2 separate regions of the Homo sapiens genome follow, and region 1 is linked to region 2. The links are chromatin loops, found by intact Hi-C in ENCODE. Cell type or tissue: PC-3. All regions are shown on one strand. Each heading gives the region's core, and the rest is flanking DNA. Links, peaks and the distances in the headings are about the cores only.

Region 1 (10,069 bases), core at 798-8,797, 95 kb after region 2:
AAATCAGCTTAATTAAAAGCAGATATTCAATTTCTAACCTGCTGGAACTCCTTGGGAAAAACAGAGGAGGCACCACAAACCCCATTTTGGAAAAATTCTGTTTTTCTCATAAAACCCCAGGAATTAAGAATGGATACGTCCCTCTCAAAATCTAAGGCTCTATTCTATTTTACTTTGTGTTATCTGACATTTATGACTTTTGGGGGTATCAAAAATTACTTCACATTATAAAAAAGCTTTGGTGTATAATAACTAGGTAAAAAATGTAATTTTATGAATGGCTAATGGCAGTTATGGGGGGATATGCTGCTCTTTGCACATTTGGATCAGAGAAGCATGCTCTTGGCCACCTAAAAGTTATGGAAATGTGTCCCCTAACACACACACTAAGAGATAAGACTCCCATGGGGGAAACGCTGATCACAGAATGGGCTAATGCTCTCTTTTTAGAATCCAAAATCTGATATAAAAATGAGACCTTTAATTTTGGGGGATTTGTTTTGTCTTCCAGCTGTGCCTGCTTATTAGGCTGTAGAAACTGTTTTCCCAGCCCCATTTCTCCAAGGGCTCCACCCTGAAGCCAGTAATCAAATTAAAAAATTGGCAAATGAAAAATCTTACATGCACTAAATATTGGTATGTGTTCCAAAATTATGGAAAACTCTTATAATTCTAATAGGACTTCGTGTACATTATCAGTAATAATTATAATTGTTGTGTTATTGTGTGACGCTGAGGTAAAAAATTTGTTAATTGTGGTTTTGACCATGGCTACCCTAAGACTTTGCCATCCACAAACAATTGTCTTGTGCTAATCTCCTTCAAAAGGTGGTTTTATAATCAACTATAGGACTTTAACAGGTATGCTTAAATGCAGGTTTCTAATAACTTTGGAGATTGTAACATTAGAATAGAGGAAAAAAATTTTCAGCACTCATGGACAGCTAAAATGTTCATAAATATCAAACCAGAGTTATGCATGGACCAAACTAATAGAAGTCTAAAGTAGTCTTTTATCCCTTGTTTTGTTTTTCGGAGTCAAGGAAACTTTTCTTTTAAGCTATTTACAGCTTTTAACAATTAAGTCTACTCCTGTGAACAAAAGTTGAAGCATATTTGCCTCTCTCTACCTGATTTCTTCAGAATTTGGAAACTATTTGTAAGTATTCTTATGGCAATACAGTTATTTGCATAAGTGAAATAAAAATCTGCTTTCTTTTGCAACAGGACACAATTAAAGAAACTGGTTATTTTACCAAGGATTTCACTGGAGTGATGTGCTTTCCTTTAAGGAATCAAGCTTAATTTACAGAGCCAATGAAAACCCTTTGGGGGCTGGGCACAGTGGCTCATGCCTGTAGTCCCAGCATTTTGGGAGGCTGAGGTGGGCAAATCACATGAGGTCAAGAGTTCAAGACTAGCCTGGCCAACATGGTGAAACCCTGTCTCTACTAAAAATACAAAAATTAGTTGGGTGTGGTGGCATGTGACTGTAATCTCGGCTACTTGGGAGGCTGGGGCATGAGAATCACTTGAACCTGGGAGGTGGAGGCTTCAGTGAGCCAAGATTTTGCCACTGCACACCAGCCTGGGCAACCGAGCAAGACTCTTGTCTTAAAAGAAAAAAAATCCCCTTGGTAAAACTGGCCTCATACCTTGTCTACATAGTCCCTGTACAGGGTTCCTGACCTGTGTTAAGTAAAAAATGTCACTTTCTGACAGGCCCAGGAGCCCCAAGTTATCTTAAAACCTCAAAAGAAAAAAATTCACCCAACTCATATAGGTATTTGAGGATACAAACCCATGTCTGAACTCTGCTTTTAAAAAAACTGTCTTAACTGAGATTCCTTCTATGGAACAAAATTCCATCAAAGCCAATTTTAAAAGCCTGTGTGAATAATAATTATTCTTGCTGCACTTTATACAAATAATCAGGCCAAGTATAATAAAGCAAATCAGTCATACCACAATTTGTCTTTGGTAAAAATGGGAGATGGGAAAGAAAAAACATTATGTTTCAAGAACTATGGTGTACCTGTTATTAAATTCTAGTCTCATCAGTTGTTTTTAAGTTTTTTTCCTGCAATTTAGACTAACTTTTCTTATTCCTGTGAACCAACCAGTGATCTATGACTGCTGCTCAGAAGAAACAAGATGTATGGGTAATGTAAAAGTCTAAATCAATATTCTAATTTTGGGCATGTATTAAAATCAGCTAGCAATCCCATATCAGCTCAGTTTCAACAATTGCCCATTTCATAAAATGCCTTCTAATTTAGTTTACTTGGGATAATTTTACTTATTTTGCTTTACTGTTGTAAAACATATTGCCATTGTACTCTTTGTGTAAAAAGCAGAATAAGCTTACCAAATGTTCTCTTAAATTAAACACTTATTAATCTTCCAGATATCACCTTTTGCTGGAACTCAAAAGTTATGAATGGCCCTTGCCACACCAATGCTTTCTAATTAAACTCCTCTCTACCCTGAATGCAAGAAACTCAATAGTTAGGAATATCATTGCCCCTGTTCAGCCTAAAAAAATTACAAAAGATGGTCTTTGACCCTCTACAACTCTTAGGATTAAGGGTTCTCCTATAAAAGAGAGGGAGGGAAATGTCAGAGGTGTTTGAACCAGAGTAACTCCATCTTGAGTAAGGGCTTGGTAAAATAAGGCTGAGACCTGCTGGAGTGCATTCCCAGTAGATTAGAAATTCTAAGTCACGGGATGAGATAGGAGGTCAGCACAAGATCCAGGTTGTAAGGACATTACTGATAAAACAGGTTGTAGCAAAGAAGATGGCCAAAACCCACCAAAACCAAGATGGTGACGAGTGTGACCTCTGGTCATCCTTACTGCTACACTCCCACCAGCACCATGACAGTTCACGAATGCCATGGCAACATAAGAAAGTTACCACATATGGTCTAAAAAGGGGAGGTTTGAATAATCCACCCCTCCACCCCTTGTTTAGTATATAATCAAGAAATAACCATAAAAATGGGCAACCAGGAGCCCTTGGGGCTGCCCTGTCTATGGAATAGCCATTTGTTTATTCCTTTATTTTCCTAATAAACTTGCTTTCACTTTACTCTACGGATTTGCCTCAAATTCTTTCTTGCATGAGATCCAAGAACTCTCTTGTGGGGTCTGGATTAGGACGCCTTTCCGGTAAGACCTGGAAGCTTAGAAACATGTTCTGGGGAAATGGGAAACAGTTTGCAATGCTATGGCTGCATCATGAAGACCTGGCTTCATGGCTCTGTTTTAGGAGGGGCAGGACTCAGAGAGACGGGCCACCCCCTTTCTCCTCCTTCGTAAGCAAAGTGATTTCAGGGTGGCCCCATTTGCAGATAAGAGGTGGAGTCATGTGGGTGAAATGCTGATGTCTGGAATGTGGGTTATTCACAGGACCTGTGGCCTCCTGACCTGTAGCCTCAGCTGCCTGGCTGATAGCAGCTGACCCTGCTGAGTGACTCCGACAGTGAATGGTGATTCTGAGCACTTCTTTCTCCTTGTTAGCCCCCAAACAATGGTTCCTTCCTTCTGCCATTCACAGTTTTTCTTTATTGGAGGTGTGGTGTCTCAGTGTCCTGGGGCATTGCTTAGGCTCAAGGTCAAGGTCAAGGTCAGTCTCTTCCTCCAGCCCCGAGGTTGGGCTCAGCAGGGCCATGCACCTTCCCTTTCCTAGTGCACAGAGCTTTCCAGTGGTGTCTTCTAGGATCTGAAGTTCCAACACTAAACCAGTGACAAAGCTGATTTCCAAATGGCTTTAATGACAGACAATCTACACACCAATCAACTAGTCTGAGCACATGAAGGCTCAGAACAATGAGGACAAATATGCAAAAAGGTCTGAGATGTGATGACAATTGCTTCCCAGTATGCTGACCTTCAGTAAATGAAACAAAGTATGGTTCTCTTTGGATGAGACATTAATGATCATTAAGAATGGGTACGGCTGCATCGTGCAAGTGCTTTGTTAAAAATATTCTTTTCATTTTGTGTCTGTCCCGTAATTATAATGGAAGTATTGTGCAAGTCAGCCAGTAAGCATGTGCAGTAAAATATTTGGGTTTTATAACATCAGTGTGGTTTTTGAAGTTCATTGTCAAGTGGAGTGGCTTTGCCATATCCTTCATGTGTCACCTCTGACTTCAGCCTCACGGTTTAAGATGAACCATGATGTTCATCTTAATGATGAATGCTGTGTAATCATGATGTTAAATATGAGTTATAAATTTCTCTTCAAAGAATTAATATGACAGTATGTTCAATTCTTTGCCTTCTACTTTTAAACTTAACTTCCTTGTAAAGCAACCTTTTCTGATTATCTACTCCACCCTGACTCATTCTCCACCTTGACTCATTCTGATTACCTACTCCATCCTGACTCATTCTCCACCCTGACTCATTCTGATTACTTACTCCACCCTGACTCATTTTCCACCCTGACTCATTCCGATTACCTGCTCCACCCTGACTCATTCTCCACCTTGACTCATTTCATAACCGTTTTTCCCTCCAAACAACTCACCCTGTCACTCTCTTTAAATTACTCAATCAGAATTAGTTTAGCCTGTACGGTCTAACCCTAGCCAATAGGGGAATGACAAAGCAGTAGGGACCATGTGCATAAGGAAAAATAACCCCTTTCCCTCCTTTGTCCAGGTGTGCACTCACCAGTCCTCCATCTGTAAGGGCATACCCTTCTATAGAAGTACCTTGCCCTGCTGAGAATTAAAAAGAAAATTTTATATTCGAGTGCTATTTCTTTTGTGGCACCGAAACTTTACTTATAACAATTTGGGGGCTCATCCGGGATTACATTCCCCTCCGGGGGTGGTCTCTGGTTCTCTCTTGTGAGGAGGTGCACCCCACCCCACTGTGGCGGCCTCAGGGGTGAGAAATCAAGACCCACCCAGTGTGAAGAATAACCTGAGCTCTCAGCTACATGGAAAGAAACTGGCTAGCAACCTAGCTTAAAGCATCCTCCATAAGGGCCACACAAGTGTGTGCATGGACCGAGGAAAAGACACCATGGGAGCCGGTAAAGTATTTCCTTGGTGGTTGGGAGCAAGGTAAGAAAGCCGTGGCAGGGGGTGGTGAAGTACTCCTTGGTCAGGGTGGCTTAGAGGTTAAAAAGAGGTGAGACATCCCCATTGGCAGGGACTGAACCTCACACAAACCTCCAGTAATAGAAAAGGCAAGTATGTTCCAGTGGTGGAAATTGAACCTCACCCCGAAAGGCAAGAAATTTCCAGTGGGGGGAATTGAGCCTCACCCCAAAAGGTGAGAAATTTCCAGTAAGGGAAATTGAACCTTGAACTCTACCCCAAAACCATCAAGATGGGAAATACCCCAAGCAAGACAGGGAGCAAGAAGGATAAAGATGGTAACAAAGATATCCCCCCAGATAGCCCCCTAGGTCTCATGCTAAAATACTGGAAAGATAATGAAAGGATAATGAAAGGATTAAACATAGGAAAAAGCAACAAATGATAAAATATTGCTGTTTTATTTGGACTCAGGGACCCATCCTCAGACCCTCAATCTTCTGGCCAAGGTTTGGATCAAATGAGGGTGTAATGTGTCAGCTTCTAATCTGATACATTAATGATAAAAGTCCAGTGTCCCAAGAAGAACTAGGCTATGCCCTTTGTTGGAGGGAAGGACCTGCCCTTCTTTTTCCCTTAAAAACAGATAGGGAAGAACCCAATCTAGCACATCAAAATTAAAAGTCAGAGGAGCCAGCTCTCATGCCTAAAGACTCCAGTGCATGGGATCCCCTAGACTATCTTCCCCCATTCAGTGTCCTCAGTCTTTCCCCTCAGACAGCCATTGCCGCCTCAGATCCCTTTCCAAATTTCCCCTCTACTCACGTTGTCCCTCCTCCTTATAACCCTGACTCTTGGGAATTACTGTCCCACCAGCCTGTTCCCTCCCAACCTAAATATCCCTCTCCAAAAGGACTCTAGTGTGAGGTAGAACAATGTAAAAAAGATATTCAGAATTTCCCATTTCTCTCTGTACCTAAGAGGTCAGCCCTGACCCTCTTCCCTTTGAAAGAGGTACCACGAGGTGGGGAGGGCCATTGGCTTTGTAAATGCTCCCTTAACCAGTTCAGAAGTCTGGAATTTTAAAAAGGAGCTTAAACCACTACTAGATGACCCTTATGGAGTGGCAGACCAAACTGACCAATTCTTAGGACCTCAGTTATACACTTGGGTGGAGTTAATGTCCATCTTGGGCATCCTCTTTTCAGGGGAAGAAAGGAGTATGATTCACAGGGCTGCTATGGTAGTTTAGGAATGTGAGCACCCTCCTGGTGAAAACTTTCCTACCGCAGACCAGAAATTCCCTGCCCCTCGAGACCCCCAGTGGGACAATAACGATGCAGGTCACTGGGAAAATATGCAGGAACTAAGGGAGATGATAATAAAAGGAATTTGGGAATCAGTACCCTGAACCCAAAATCTTTCTAAAGCATTTGTTATACAACAGGAAAAGGATGAAGGGCCTATGAGATTCCTAGACAGACTGAGGGAGCAAATGAGGCAATATGCAGGCCTCAATTTGGATGATCCCTTTGGGCAAGGAATGTTGAAATTCCAGTTTGTCACTAAAAGTTGGCCAGACACTTCAAAAAAGTTGCAAAAGATAGACAATTGGGAAGACCGTCTGCTAAGTGAGCTCCTCAGGGAAGCTCAGAAAGTATATGTGAAAAGGGATGAAGAAAAACAGAAACAAAAGACAAAACTTATGTTTTCCACCTTCCAACAGATGGCTCCAAACCCAGGTACTTCTAGACAGAGTTTCCAGGGAGCCAGAAACTATAAAGGGTCTAAACCCTATTTTAAAGGACCCAGCCTCCATCTGGAGGACCAAGGTCCAAGTTTACCAGGCCCCCTAAAGAGTATGGGGGAGCAAAGTTAAAGAATCCCAGAACTAAGAGGAAGGAAGGACAAGATAAGTGCTATAGATGTGGAAGAACAGGCCACTTCAAGAGAGGATGTCCTGAACTAAGAAAGGAGAAAGAAGCCCTTCCACTCATGACTTTCAAGGAAGAATAAGGGAGTCAGGGGCTCTGTCTCTTTTATCTTGAGTCCCACCAGGAGCCCCTGATAAATTTGGAGGTGGGACCTAAACATGAGCTTATCACTTTTTTAGTTGATTCAGGGGCTGCTCACTCCTCTGTTTGTTTCCCCTCGTCTAATGTTGTCTCCTCCTCAGAGGAACTTTTAGTCTCCAGGGTAAAAGGGGAAGGGTTTAGAGCAAACATTTTAGAAAGCACAGAAGTTAGATACGAGGATCACTCAGCTCATATTCAGTTCTTGTTAATCCTTGAAGCAGGAACTAATTTACTGGGGAGGGATTTAATGTTAAAGTTGGGCATAGGTCTACAAGTCAGCCCAAGAGGATTCCTCACTTCATGAAACCTACCCACCAATGCGGATGAAAAATATATTAATCCTAATGTCTGCCCAAAGAAGGAAACTGAGGGAAACTCCAAGTCCCTCTGATCCACATCATGCTAAAAACCCCGGGAGAAGTAGTAAGAAGGAAGCAATACCCTATTCCCCTAGAAGGTAGGATAGGGTTGAAACCTATAATCAAAGGCCTTATTAAGGACAGGTTTCTCAAGCCCCGTATGTCTCCATATAACACCCCAATACTGCCAGTCAAGAACAGACGGGTCATACCGGCTAGTACAGGACCTTAGAGCTATCAACCAAATAGTCCAGACTACCCACCCCATTGTCCCCAGTCCTTACACCATTCTTAGCAAGATTCCATATAATCATCAATGGTTTACTGTAATAGATTTGAAGGATGCTTTTTGGGCATGTCCCCTGGCTGAAGACAGCTGATATATTTTGAATGGGAGGATCCCCACTCAGGGCGGAAACAACAATATCAATGGATGGTCTTGCCTCAAGGGTTCACAGATTCCCCTAATCTTTTTGGCCAAATTTTAGAACAAGTACTAGAAAAAGTTGTCATCCCAGAACAAATATGCCTTCTTCAGTACGTGGATGACATTCTTATACCTGGTGAAGATACAGAGAAGGTAACTGACTTCTCTACACATATTCTTAACCATCTGCAGTTTGAGGGGCTACAAGTCTCAAAAAGAAAGCTTCAGTATGTAGAGCCCGAAGTTAAATATTTAGGCCACTTGGTAAGTGCAGACAAGTGAAGAATAGGGCCTGAATGAATCGAGGGAATCATGTCCCTACCCTTGCCTCAAACTACCAAGAATGAAAAACTTGCCCAGCAGAAGCCTAACCATCTCCTGTGGACTTCTGAGGAAGTTTATCAAGTTGAGGAGCTGAAGAAAAGGCTCATAGCTACCCCTGCTTTAGCCTTACCCTCCCTAGAAAAGCCATTCCACCTTTTTGTTAATGTGGACAGTGGGGTAGCTTTAGGAGGCTGACTCAAGAACACGGAGGCCACCAGCAGCCTGTAGCCTTCCTATCAAAGGTCTTAGACCCAGTCACTTGTGGATGGCCTCAATGCATCCAGTCTGTCATGGTTACAGCAATACTAGTCGAGGAAAGCAGAAAGTTAACCTTTGGAGGAAAATTGACAGTAAGCATGCCTCACCGAGTTAGAACTATCTTAAACCAGAGAGCACGGAGATGGCTTACTGACTCAAGAATCTTAAAGTATGAGGACATTCTGTTAGAAAAGGATGATTTAACATTGACCACTGATAATTCACTCAATCCAGCAGGTTTCCTAACAGGGAATCCAAATCTAAGGAGGGAACACACATGTTTAGATTTTTTAGACCAGACATAGGAGAAACCCCCTTCTGGACTGGACAGCACTTATTCATAGATGGTTCCTCCTGGGTGATTGAGGAAAAAAGACAAAATGGGTATTCAGTGATTGATGGAGAAACTCTTACAGAAATAGAATCAGGAAAATTGCCCAACAGTTGGTCTGCTCAAACGTGTGAGCTGTTTGCACTCAGCCAATCCTTAAAGTAACAGAACCAGGAAGGAACCATCTATACAGATTCCAGGTATGCCTTTGGAGTGGCCCATACATTTGGGAACATTTGGACTGGACGAGGTCTCATTAATAGTAAAGGTCAAGGCCTTGTTCACAAGGAGCTGATCACTCAAGTATTGAATAATCTTCAGTTGCCGGAAGAAATAGCTATTGTCCATGTTCCCAGCCACCAGAAAAGCCTTTCTTCTGAAAGTCGAAGAAATAACCTAGCAGATCAGGTAGCTAAGCAGGCTGCTGTGTCTTCTGAAATGCGTATTTTTCACTTAACTCCCTGTCTCCCTCCTCTTACAGTAATCCCCATTTTCTCTTCCACTGAAAAAGAAAAACTAATAAAAATAGGCGCTAAAGAGAATTCAGAAGGAAAATGGGTACTGCCAGACCAGAGAGAAATGTTGAATAAACCCCTTATGAAGGAAGTCTTACCCCAACTACATCAGGGGATCCATTGGGGGCCCCAAGCCATGTGTGATGCAGTTCTCAGAGTTTATGGTTGTATAGGGACTTTGTATGTCTGCAAGGGGACAGAGATGGGGGAGAAATTAAAATACGGACTGGGTATTAGCTGCTATAAGGATTTTTGTTAATTTTGTTAGTGTGATTATGTCATTGTGGATACATTAAAAACAGTGCTTTAATCTGTTAGCAAGAAAACATTTTACATGAGGTGATAAGACACCTGGGGCAGTGCTAAAATATTCCTGATAATGACAAAAGTGTGTGTGTGTAGAAAAAGCAAGATGGAAAAATGTGCACAATTACTGAAACTGAAGGATGAATATGTGGGTGTTCATGGTATTCTTCCTTGACTTCCTGCAAGTTAGAACATTTCCATAAAGTAACAAAAAGTTAAAATATATAATGTATGTATGGAGTTCTGAAATTATAAATGGCTTCAAATACAGAAAAACTTCTTAAATTCCTCCATTGCCCAAGGAATAAATGTCCAGTGGTAAAAAATTCAGGGAGATAGGCAAGGATGATGTCTTCATCTATTTGTTCTGCTATAACAAAAATACCTGAGACTGGGTAATTTTAAAAGGACATAAA
Region 2 (10,069 bases), core at 1,016-9,015:
CCCAGAAAATGGGTTTTTCTTTTCTATCATATTGTCAGGCTGCAAATTTTCCAAATGTTAATGCTCTGCTTCTTCGTAAACATGTGTTCCAATTTCAGGTTATCTCTCTCACGTTCAAAGTTCCACAGATCTCAGGGCAGGGGCAAAATGCCACCAGTCTCTGCTAAAGCGTAGCAAGAGTGACCTTTACTCCAGTTCCCAAGAAGTTCCTCATCTCCATCTGAGACCACCGCAGCCTGGACTTTATTGTCCACATCACTATCAGCATTTTGGTCAAAACCATTCAACAAGTCTCTAGGATGTTCCAATCTTCCCCACATCTTCCTGTCTTTTTTCTGAGCCCTCCAAACTGTTCCAATCTCTGTCTGTTACCCAGTTCCATAGTTGCTTCCACATTTTGGGTATCTTTATAGCAATACTCTACTCTCCGCAGTACCAATTTACTGTGTTAGTTCATTCTCATACTGCTATAAAGAACTACCTCAGACTGAGCAATTTATAAAGGAAAGAGGTTAAATTGATTCACAGTTCTGTATGACTGGGGAGGCCTCAGGAAACTTACAATCATGGTGGAAAGGGAAAAGCCATGTCTTATATGGCGGCAGGCAAAAGAGAGCGTGTAAGAGCAGGGAAACTGCCTTATAAAACCATCAGATCTCGTGAGAACTCACTCATTATCATGAGGACAGCATGGGGGAACCACCCCCATGATCTGATCACCTCCCACGGGATCCCTCCCTCGACACGTGGGGATTATGAGGATTACAATTCAAGATGAGATTTGGGTGGGGACACAGGGGCCACAGCCAAACCCTATCACTGATGGACAAACACCTTGTGAGGGCATCAGCTCATTTAATCCTCACCACCACCTTATGAATGAGGAGTGGGCATTGTCACAGACCCCGCTTTAGAGAGGTGGAAATGAAGGCACAGAGAGGTTTAGGTATTTTGCCCAAATTGCACAGCACTAAGTAGGAGCAGGATTTGAACCCAGGCAGTCTAGCACCAGGCAAAAGCCCTTCTTCACCCTCTCCCCACGCACAGCTAACCCCTCCTGTTGTGGGGTGACAGACGCATTACAGATGGATGTACTCATGTCCCCGTGTAAATGCACAGCTTGGGGCTTGTTCTTTTTCTCCTTTGAAAATACAGATAGAGCAATTTTATCCCACTGATGCTTGGAGACGCCTCTCCGTTTCTCACCCGCCCACAGTATCCCACAGCCCCACAGCTCCACCACTAGACCGTTTCCCACAGATGGCACTTAAGTTGCTTCCCATGTTTTGTCACAACAATGTTCAACCCTCGTCATCCTTTGTATATTTTGTGTGCTCTCGTGAATATTTTGTGAAAATGTCCCCTGGAAGTGGATGCTGGATGAAGGTTTGAATGTCGTCACTGGGGGTAGATGTTAACCTACTGTTCTCGAGGTGGCACCACTTTCCAGCCCACCCTGACCTGAGACTGTCCACTTCCCACACCTCCCCATGCCACAGGCTGCCAACTCCTAAGCTCACATCTTAATATATTCAGTTTTCAATAAATTCACATGTGCAACCAGAAACCAAGAGGAGATTCCCCATATTCCCACTTTTCAGAGGCATCTTACGGTCATTCCTCCTCTTTACCACCAGCCTGGTTTGCTTTTGTCTCTACTTCTTGATCTGTCGACCTCAGATATTACCTCTCAGCCTTGATGATCAAAGGTGAGGATCTGGCTCACTCGTGCTGGTGCTGCCGGAGGGAGGCAGCCATGGCATTGGGTTTTGCTTTTCCAGGAGGCACTTGTGGCAGCGAGTGCCCATGTGTTTCCCCAGCATCCCTCTCTGCTTCATGGCAGAAGATCCCAGTGTCTGTCCCTCCCTAGTTCCTGGAGCCCTGGAAGCCACAGGCCGGGAGGACTGGAGGTGCATGGTGGGGTGTGGCAGAGATGCAGGGCCGTGGATCTGATGACACTGCAGCTTTCAGACTTGTTTTACCAGAGAGAAACAACTTCCATTTCATTCCCTGTGGTTTGAGGATTTTCTGTGATGTGCACCCTAATTTAACCCCAAATAAAGTAATGTCATTACAACTGTGTCTGTTGTTTTGTCTTCCGCACTCACTCCATGAGGGCACGGTACCCTGACTCTCCTCCGTGCCTCCTCTCGGCCACCACCAGGTGCTCTTGCCACTGCCACACTCCCCTCACCTGGTACCGGGTGACAGGCCACCCTTTTCTACAGAGACAACTGAGTTCTGTGCTTTGTCCATAGTTTAGTCCCAAAAAAACCCTAAGCTACACGTGCATTACTACAACTGCATGAACACTGGTCTCCTACCAAAGTCTGCAGAGGTGGAGCCCACAGCCTCCCCAGACAGGTGGGAAGCTTTGCCTCCTTCCCTGCATGCCCCACCCAGCTCATGAGGAGCTAGTTGGAGATTCTGGGTACCGCTGTGCACACCCAATGCACCGTTTACACACTCAAGTATTTGGACCGCAAATGGTACTTGTGTCTTTACTCAAACTGTTGCTATTATGGATGTTGCGGGGCAGTGGTGGAGGTGTTTGGCCAAAGAGTGACCATCATCTCAGTCTGACAGAGACTGTCCTAGTGTTAGCATTAAAAGTCCCATGTCCATAAAAACCCCTCAGTAGGCTGGGCACGGTGGCTCATGCCTGTAATCCCAGCACTTTGGGAGCTGAGGCAAGTGGATCACTTGAGGTCAGGAGTTCGAGACCAGCCTGGCCAACATGGTGAAACCCCATCTCTACTAAATATTGAAAAATTAGCCAGCATGGTGGTGGGTTCCTGTAATCCCTGCCACTCAGGGAGGCTGAGACAGGAGAATTGCTTGAACCTGGAAAGTGGAGGTTGTAGTGAGCTAAAATCACGCCATTGCACTCTAGCCTGGGTAACAGAGAGAGACGCTCTGTCTCAAAACAAAGAAACAAAAACAAACAAACCTTCAGTCCCAAGCAAATTGGGACAGTTGGTGACCCTGGTGGAGCACATGCTGTAAGATTATTTCCTAAACTATGAGTGGATAAGAATTGTTCTGAGTCTGTCCCTGTTCAGAGTCCTCATTCTTTTTCCTTTTCCTGTCAAAGCTAGTTTGATTCCTAGCAGGATTCTAGGTTAAACAACGGTTTCTTCTCAGACCTCTGGAATAGGTCCCATTGGCAGGCCACCCACATTGTCCTGAAAGTGTTCCTGACTGTCCACACGCATTAGTCCACAGGACGGAGCCACACAGCCAGGACGGAGCCGCACATCTGTTCTCCTCCACCTTTGGTCAATTCTATGCCCACCTGGTTCTTGGAAATGAACCAGGATATGTAACAAAATCCATTTTTTTCTCCTTAGGATGAAATGATGTTGAAGGAAAGAATGTTATTTGAGGACCTGCTGTCTGTCCTTTTGTTTAAAGTTGCCATTTCCAAGAACCTAATGACGACCTTAAGTGAGGAATTAGTGTGCTCATAAAAAAGTTTTAGACGTTTTACGCTTACAGGAAAATGGTGAGGATAATGCAGAGAGTTCTCATGCAACAGAAATTTCTACTATTATTCATGTCTTACATGAGATGGGCACACCCTGTCCCCGTGTCCGAGGACTGGACAAGCCCACTCTAGCGGTGCACAGCTGGGGCGTGCCCCTCGGCAGTGGGGTGACCTGGCCCTCTCGCCCAGTGATGTCCTCATGCTTTGTGTCACGTGAACCACAAAATCTGAGTGAAAACGAAAGTCCATGAATGTCCAGGGCAGCTACCAGACGTGCGCAAGTAAGTCTCATGAAACAAAAGCTTCCCTGGATGGGGACAAAACACACTTCCTTCCGCTTGTCACCATCCCTGGCTCCTTCAACTCGGTCCGTCTCCATGACGTGTTCCTCTGCTTCTCTTCCTCCGAATAAAAAGGAAACATGCCTCGTAAGGACAGCAGTGCCGGGCTGGAGCCGCCTCTCCCCATCAGCACTAATGGCGTGGTACCTCTCTGCCCGCCCTTCTCTCTCCTCACCTGTGTTTTCCTTTCTTCCCGAACCTCCTCTTGGCTGAGGCCTCATGGGAAAAATAGGGGCACTCGCCCCATGGGCCCCAGGGAAATGCCAGTACCCCGGGCCGGAGAGTAGCCGAGCCCCAGACTGAGTCGTTGCTCCATGGGCCACAAAAGCTGGTTCCCGCACAGCAGCCGCCCTGGGCCCCGGCAGACACGACAGAATGGGTTTCCTTACACAAACCGCGCTTGGCAGATGTTGCCTGAAAGACAGGAACTCCGAAATTCCAACAGAACGGCCAGCGGGTGGCTCTCTGCTCTGGCAGGCTGCAGGCTCTCAGGGACGCCATGTCTCCGGAAGGTCAGCGTCAAATGCTGGTGAGAACTCACTCACTCCTCACCTCCGTGACAGGCACGTGTGTTGGCTCCACCAGGGTGCAGAAGCCACACGAGCTGCTTTAACAGAAGACATTCATGTAAAGCACAGCTCTCGGGCCGTGGGGCTGTTAACCAGGAGGGTGCACAGTGCATGCACCGCCCAGGTTCCGGTCAGTTTTGCTCCCACAGTCATCACCCTGGAGGGCGTTTCATGTTGTTGCTGTGAGAATTTGCCGTTGCTTGAGTGAGTCATGCTGACGTGGCCCCTACTCCAGGGTTTCCAGTCTTTCTGCTCCTAGACTGACTCAGCGCTGGTCATTAGGTGCTGTCCATCAAGGGGAACTTGCCCTGGGCATGGAAAATGCTGACCAGCTCCCTGTTTTGGAAAATGACCTCATCCCCAGGCTGCCCACAGGAGGCGGAGCATGCCAATGCCGTTCCTTACTGGTGTGTATATTACTGTTTTTGTCCTTTTCATGCAGCCTGCGGAGTGTACCTCTATAGCTGTCATTTCACTCCTGTGTTTTCTCGGCCTTGGGCGAGGATCCCATGCTGCTGGTAATGAAAGCTGCCTGTTCCCTCGGTTGTTTTCACAGTCCCTCCTTTCTCTTCCAGAGAGAGGTTTTGTTTTGTTTTGTTTTGTTTGAGACAGGATCTCACTCTGTCACCTAGGCTGGAGTGCAGTGGCATGATCTTGGCTCCCTGCAACCCTGCCTCCCAGGCTCCCATCCTCCCTGCAACCCATCGTCCCACCTGTGAAGGGAAAATAAATCTTGGGCCCCCAAACTCAAGCCAAAGGGAAAAGTCAAGCTGGGAACTGGGTCATGCAAACCTGCCTCCCCTTTTGGTCCCTAAATAAGATGCTGCAAGATGAAAAACTGCACACCTCCCCTATATTTTGTCCACAAGGAAATTCCTAGTGAGCTCCGCAATCTTTACTGTAAGGTGTTTCTGTTAAGATTTCACCACAGCAATGCAAATCGATAGCTCATCTTTACAGGTGCAGTCAACCCCTGCCCGCCAGACACAAATGCAAACCTGATTGTTCCCCTGCCCCCTTTGTCTAAGTCATCTTGTGTAAAAATAATGCAGATTCAATGAGCCAAACGCATGACTATTTTTCTCTACCCGCCTCTTAGATGAAAATTGTGTACTTGTCATTATCTCACCCTTTCCCCTTTAAATTTGGAGCCCTCAAAATCATCTTCGGAGAAAGGTACAGACTGTCTCCCGAGTGTTCGTCCTTAACTTTGGCGAGTAAACCTCCTAAAATGATTGAGACTTGTCTTGTCATTTTTCTCAATTGATACACCTCAGTCTCCCAAGTAGCTGGGACTACAGGCATGCGCCACCAAGCCCAGCTAATTTTTGTATTTTTTGTAGAGACAGGGTCTCACGTTGTTGCCCAGGCTGGTCTTGAACCCCTGAGCTCAAACAACCTGCCCGCCCCGGCCTCCCAAAGTGCTGGGATTACAGGCGTGAGCCACTACGCCTAGCCAAGAGAATTTTAAAACCATTGAGGAAATAGTGCCATTGTTGTGAATCAGAGACTTGATGTGCTATTTCATGTAGTGGTTCCTGTCGTTTTGCTTGCAAAATTGGCTTCAATTATCTTGAATTATATGAACTGTCAGAAAAGCCCTGCGGCAGATGATGGTAACGAAAAGACATCCTTTAGCAGACAGGGAATAGGACTGATTCACTGATGCATCTGAGTTGCAATTTTTTTAGCTGCTTCTAAAAATCTTGTAATTAAATTCACTGGTGAGAGCACAGTAGCCTTCATAAATGGGAAAACAGAAACATCGAAGTTGTTCTCAAACCATCCTGGAATCTTAAAGTTCAGGGGGCACCTGGCAGAGGGGAGCCACAGAAAGACGGCAGGGAAGGGAGGGTTAAGGCGAGGCCGGGATAAGCCAAGCAGGGCTGTTCTGGTTTATCTTTCTTACTTTGTTCTTAAGAAAACTTGCTGAATGTAGTTGGCTTCAGATCTTCCTGTTTTAAAAAAAACGCAGTAAGATGAAAAACCTGATGTGTCCTCTGCCCTTCCCCGTCCCTCCCGCCTCTCCCTGCGGGGGGTGAGCACTCCTCAGAGTGCCTGGTGGAGAGGCCCCTGCCCTCCCCTGCACGGAGCTGGGGTGGCCTTAGGCCAACAACCATCAAAGAACTCAGGCCCTTAGTTCAGCGACCCGGGGGGAACTGGGTCCAGTCACCAGCCATGTGCGTGAGCTTGGATGCAGAGGCTCCAGGGGAGCTTTCAGATGAGACTGCAGCCCTGGCTGACACTGCACTGTGATCTCCTGAGAACGTGAGCCCAAGGAAGGGGCCCCTCCCCGGGTGGGACGTCCTGCCTCACAGCTCAACGCTCTGCTGCTGCTGTCAGTGCTGTGTTTTGAGGGGGATGCCCAGTTCTGCACTGACCAGCTCTAACCCTGGGGACACTGCAGCCCTGGTCATGGCCTGGGGACCCCTTCAAGGTGACCTTCCAGCACAGGTACTGGGCGAGTACCCACCCCTCAGCCTCTGCCAGACTTTGCCCAAGAGGCACATCCCTCTTTGCTGCACTGTGGACCTGCCTGCCCAGGTACTGGGGCACTTGGTCATCTGGTGGCTGTGACCATTACTGGGATGAGGCCTGAACTCCAGGTGGAGACCCCTTTCCCAAGCCTGCACTTCCCGCAGCCCCTCCCTGAGCCCTGGGACCTCCCAGAGTCCTCTTGACCTGTGTGGCTCTGCTTGCACAGGTTAGAAACTTCTAGTTCAGCTTCCCTGGCTGAGCCCTGCCGGTTTTTCTGCTGAATGCCCAGAGAATTGGGGGACCCATGGCCCCCCGCCCCGCCTGGCCACGGGGCTCGACAACACAGCAGCTGTAGGGCTTTTCACCTGGCCCTCACCTGTGGGGCCTCCGCCTCGTCCTCAGCTCTCCCTGCGGATTGACCACAAAGTGGTCACTCAGAGTCCCCTCGGGGATGGTTTCAGAGCTTCACCGGCCTCCCTTCCCCACCCTGCAAACCTTCAAAGCCCGAGCCCACGCCTCGCACGTGCTATTCCCAACAGAGAAAAATGTGACCCCATCCACGTCCTGCCCCAGACACCCAGGAGCTCCAGTCCTCTCCCCTTTCCGCGGACTGGAAGCTTCTCCAGGGCTTGAGATGTCCACCTTCCCAGCGATTCCTGCCCGGGAGACTCCGATTCCGACCCCATTCTGTCCACATGTCCCCTTTCCAGCCCCATCTCCCCCTGCCCATTTCCTGAGACCTCTCTAAGGACCCTAGGCTCCTGAGCGGACCCCAGCAGGGCCCCTGAGCTCCATGATTCTGCACTGCCTGGGCCTTCCCGCCAGAGCCGACCCTGGCCCCCAACAGGAGGCCGAGCTGCCCTCAGGGGCCTCTTCACGGTGGGCAGGCGCCCCCGACCCCGGCCTCTCCTCCCCAGTGGCCTCTCCGCCCCTCCCCTCCCCCATGGCCTCTCCTACGCTCCCTCCGCCCTCTCCCATGGCCTCTGATCCTCCTCCCTCCCCCCTCGCCAAGCGCCTGCTCTTCCATCCATTCTCCACATCGCACATCACACACAAGACATTCACACACATGCATATATTCACACCCACACAAGTCACACATATATTCACACACACACGTCACACGACATTCACACACATGCATACATTCACACACATCCACACCCACACAAGTCACACACACATAACATTCACACACGCACATTCATCCACACATGTACAAGTGACACATTCACACACCTGCATTCACACACATCCAGATACACAAGTCACATTCACACACATGCCCACACCTCGACACAACACCCACATGCAACATTCACACACATCCACACGTGCACAATAGCCACACACGTTCACACATGCACACATATAACATGTTTCACATACACTACCACCCATGCACATCAGCCACACATATAAAACAGTCACACCTGCACACACACAGTCACAAACGTCACACACATATAGCATTCACACATGCACAGCAGCCACATTTACACACATCCACATGCATCACACATTCATACACATCTGCACACACGTCACACAAATCAACATTCATACGTGCGCACACATCATACACATCCACACACATCACGTACATTCACACATAAACATTCACACATTCACACACACCAGATTACCACTCACATCCAATACTCAACGCTTCCCTTCACATTCTCACACATTTGCACACTCACACATTGCCAACGACACACTTCCCTCCACATTCCCCCTACATTCCCACACTGACACGCTCTCACACACTCCCAGTCCTCGCACACATTTGCACACTCACATCCATACATGGACACACATCCTCATGCTCGCTCACTCACATGCATTTGCAAACACTGATACACATCCTCACACGCACACTCGCACACTCAGGGTCTCCCTGGCTGCAGCTGTGCCCGGGCTCACTGTTACCGTTGCTCAGTGCAGACTCTTGGGGTGGTGTCCACCTCCAGCCCCCAGCTCCAGCCGTGCCCTGCCGCAGCCCCCGCTACCCTCCCACCGCCCCGGGACCCCTCACCCGCCCCGGCCCATCCCAACCACGGCCTCGCCCCAACCTTGGCTGCGGTTCCCCAAGCAGAGCCGCGCCAGAACCGCCCGGCTCACCCCCCTCTCCCCGCCCCTGCGCCTCTCTCCCGGTTCCCGCCCTCCTGATGGTTCGTCCCTGCACCCGCGCCGGCGCCCCGCCCCCGGTTCCCGCCCTCCCGAGGGCTCCTCCCTTCCACCCGCTGCCTGTTTCTTGGCTCCCCCTTTCCGGGAAACTCTTCAATGTTTCCCATGTTCTGTCTCCAAATTATTCTCCCGTTTTCTTCTCCTTAATAAAACCCCGAAAATCCAACCTATGGAAAAGTCAAAAAGGGTAATTCAATGAATACCCAGTCTACATTTTCCAGTATTTATCACTAGTTGCTTAGATCTCATCATTCAAAACATTCCAGCAGTTCTCTCACTGTGGCCTGCAGAACCCCAGGGTCCCCAGGACCCCATTTCAGGGGGTCCCCAAAATCAAAACGGTCTCATTACCGAGATGTGATTTGCCTTTTTCAGTGTTGACTTCGGCACTGAGGGTTCAAAAGAAATGGTGGGTAAAGCTACTAGCACCTTAGCAAAAACTGCCCCGGCCTGATCACCTTCATATTCTTCACTGCCGTGCAGTCAAAAAAAAGAAAAAAACCCAATTTCACTTAAGAATGCCCTCAATGCTGTAAACATGAGTAAATTTTGACAGCACACGTTCTCTGTGATGTAAAGGGAAGTGTGCATGAAGGATTTGTTGTGTACAGCTGTCTCCAGGAAAAGCACGGCTCTGGCTGATTGTGCGATAAGTGTATCCAGTGACTTTTTCAGAAACGTCATTTTCATTTGAAATAATGATTGACAAGCTATGTGATTAAAAAAAAAATAACCAGGTTGTAATGCAGTGGCTCAAGCCTGTAATCCCCGCACTTTAGGAGGCCAAAGTGGGCGGATTGCTTGAGGTCAGGAGTTTGAGACAACCTGGGTAAAATAGTGAGACCCCATCCCCCCAAAAAAAAAAAAAATTGCCGGGCATGGTGGTGCACGACTGGAGTCCCAGCTACCTCCAAGGCTGAGTCAGGAGGATCCCTTGAGCCCAGGAAGTCAAGGCTGTAAGGAGCCAAAATCGCATCACTGCACTCCAGCTTGTGCGACAGAGT

Evidence for each region. A loop is a pair of places that touch in the nucleus more often than their neighbours do. Peaks named below come from ENCODE experiments on the same cell type or tissue, not always from the same donor. Only the 100,000 strongest peaks of a DNase experiment are listed, where the experiment ranks them.
Region 1: a loop joins it to region 2, with 4 times the contacts of the local background. A loop is called at or near these places in 2 of 110 quality-filtered maps.

The regions. Positions count from the first base shown.
Region 1 is chr13:110,961,038-110,971,106 of GRCh38, forward strand. LINC00431 (long intergenic non-protein coding RNA 431) reads left to right here and starts at 4,990. Exons shown (of 2, transcript NR_126378.1): 1 at 4,990-5,082. The region is part of intron 1 of LOC105370364 (a long non-coding RNA gene); the gene reads right to left. RefSeq lists an enhancer at 3,942-5,141. In PC-3, for the core only: no CTCF peak of the experiment used is centred there; DNase peaks (open chromatin) are centred at 4,394 and 6,604; H3K4me3 peaks cover 1,136 bases; H3K27ac peaks cover 3,469 bases.
Region 2 is chr13:110,865,742-110,875,810 of GRCh38, forward strand. It overlaps PRECSIT (p53 regulated carcinoma associated Stat3 activating long intergenic non-protein coding transcript), which reads right to left and starts at 4,567. Exons shown (of 1, transcript NR_027701.1): 1 at 1-4,567. RefSeq lists enhancers at 3,624-4,310, 3,668-4,867, 7,113-7,990 and a silencer at 8,928-9,147. In PC-3, for the core only: CTCF peaks have their summits at 4,364 and 4,591; a DNase peak (open chromatin) is centred at 4,660; H3K4me3 peaks cover 2,353 bases; H3K27ac peaks cover 1,649 bases.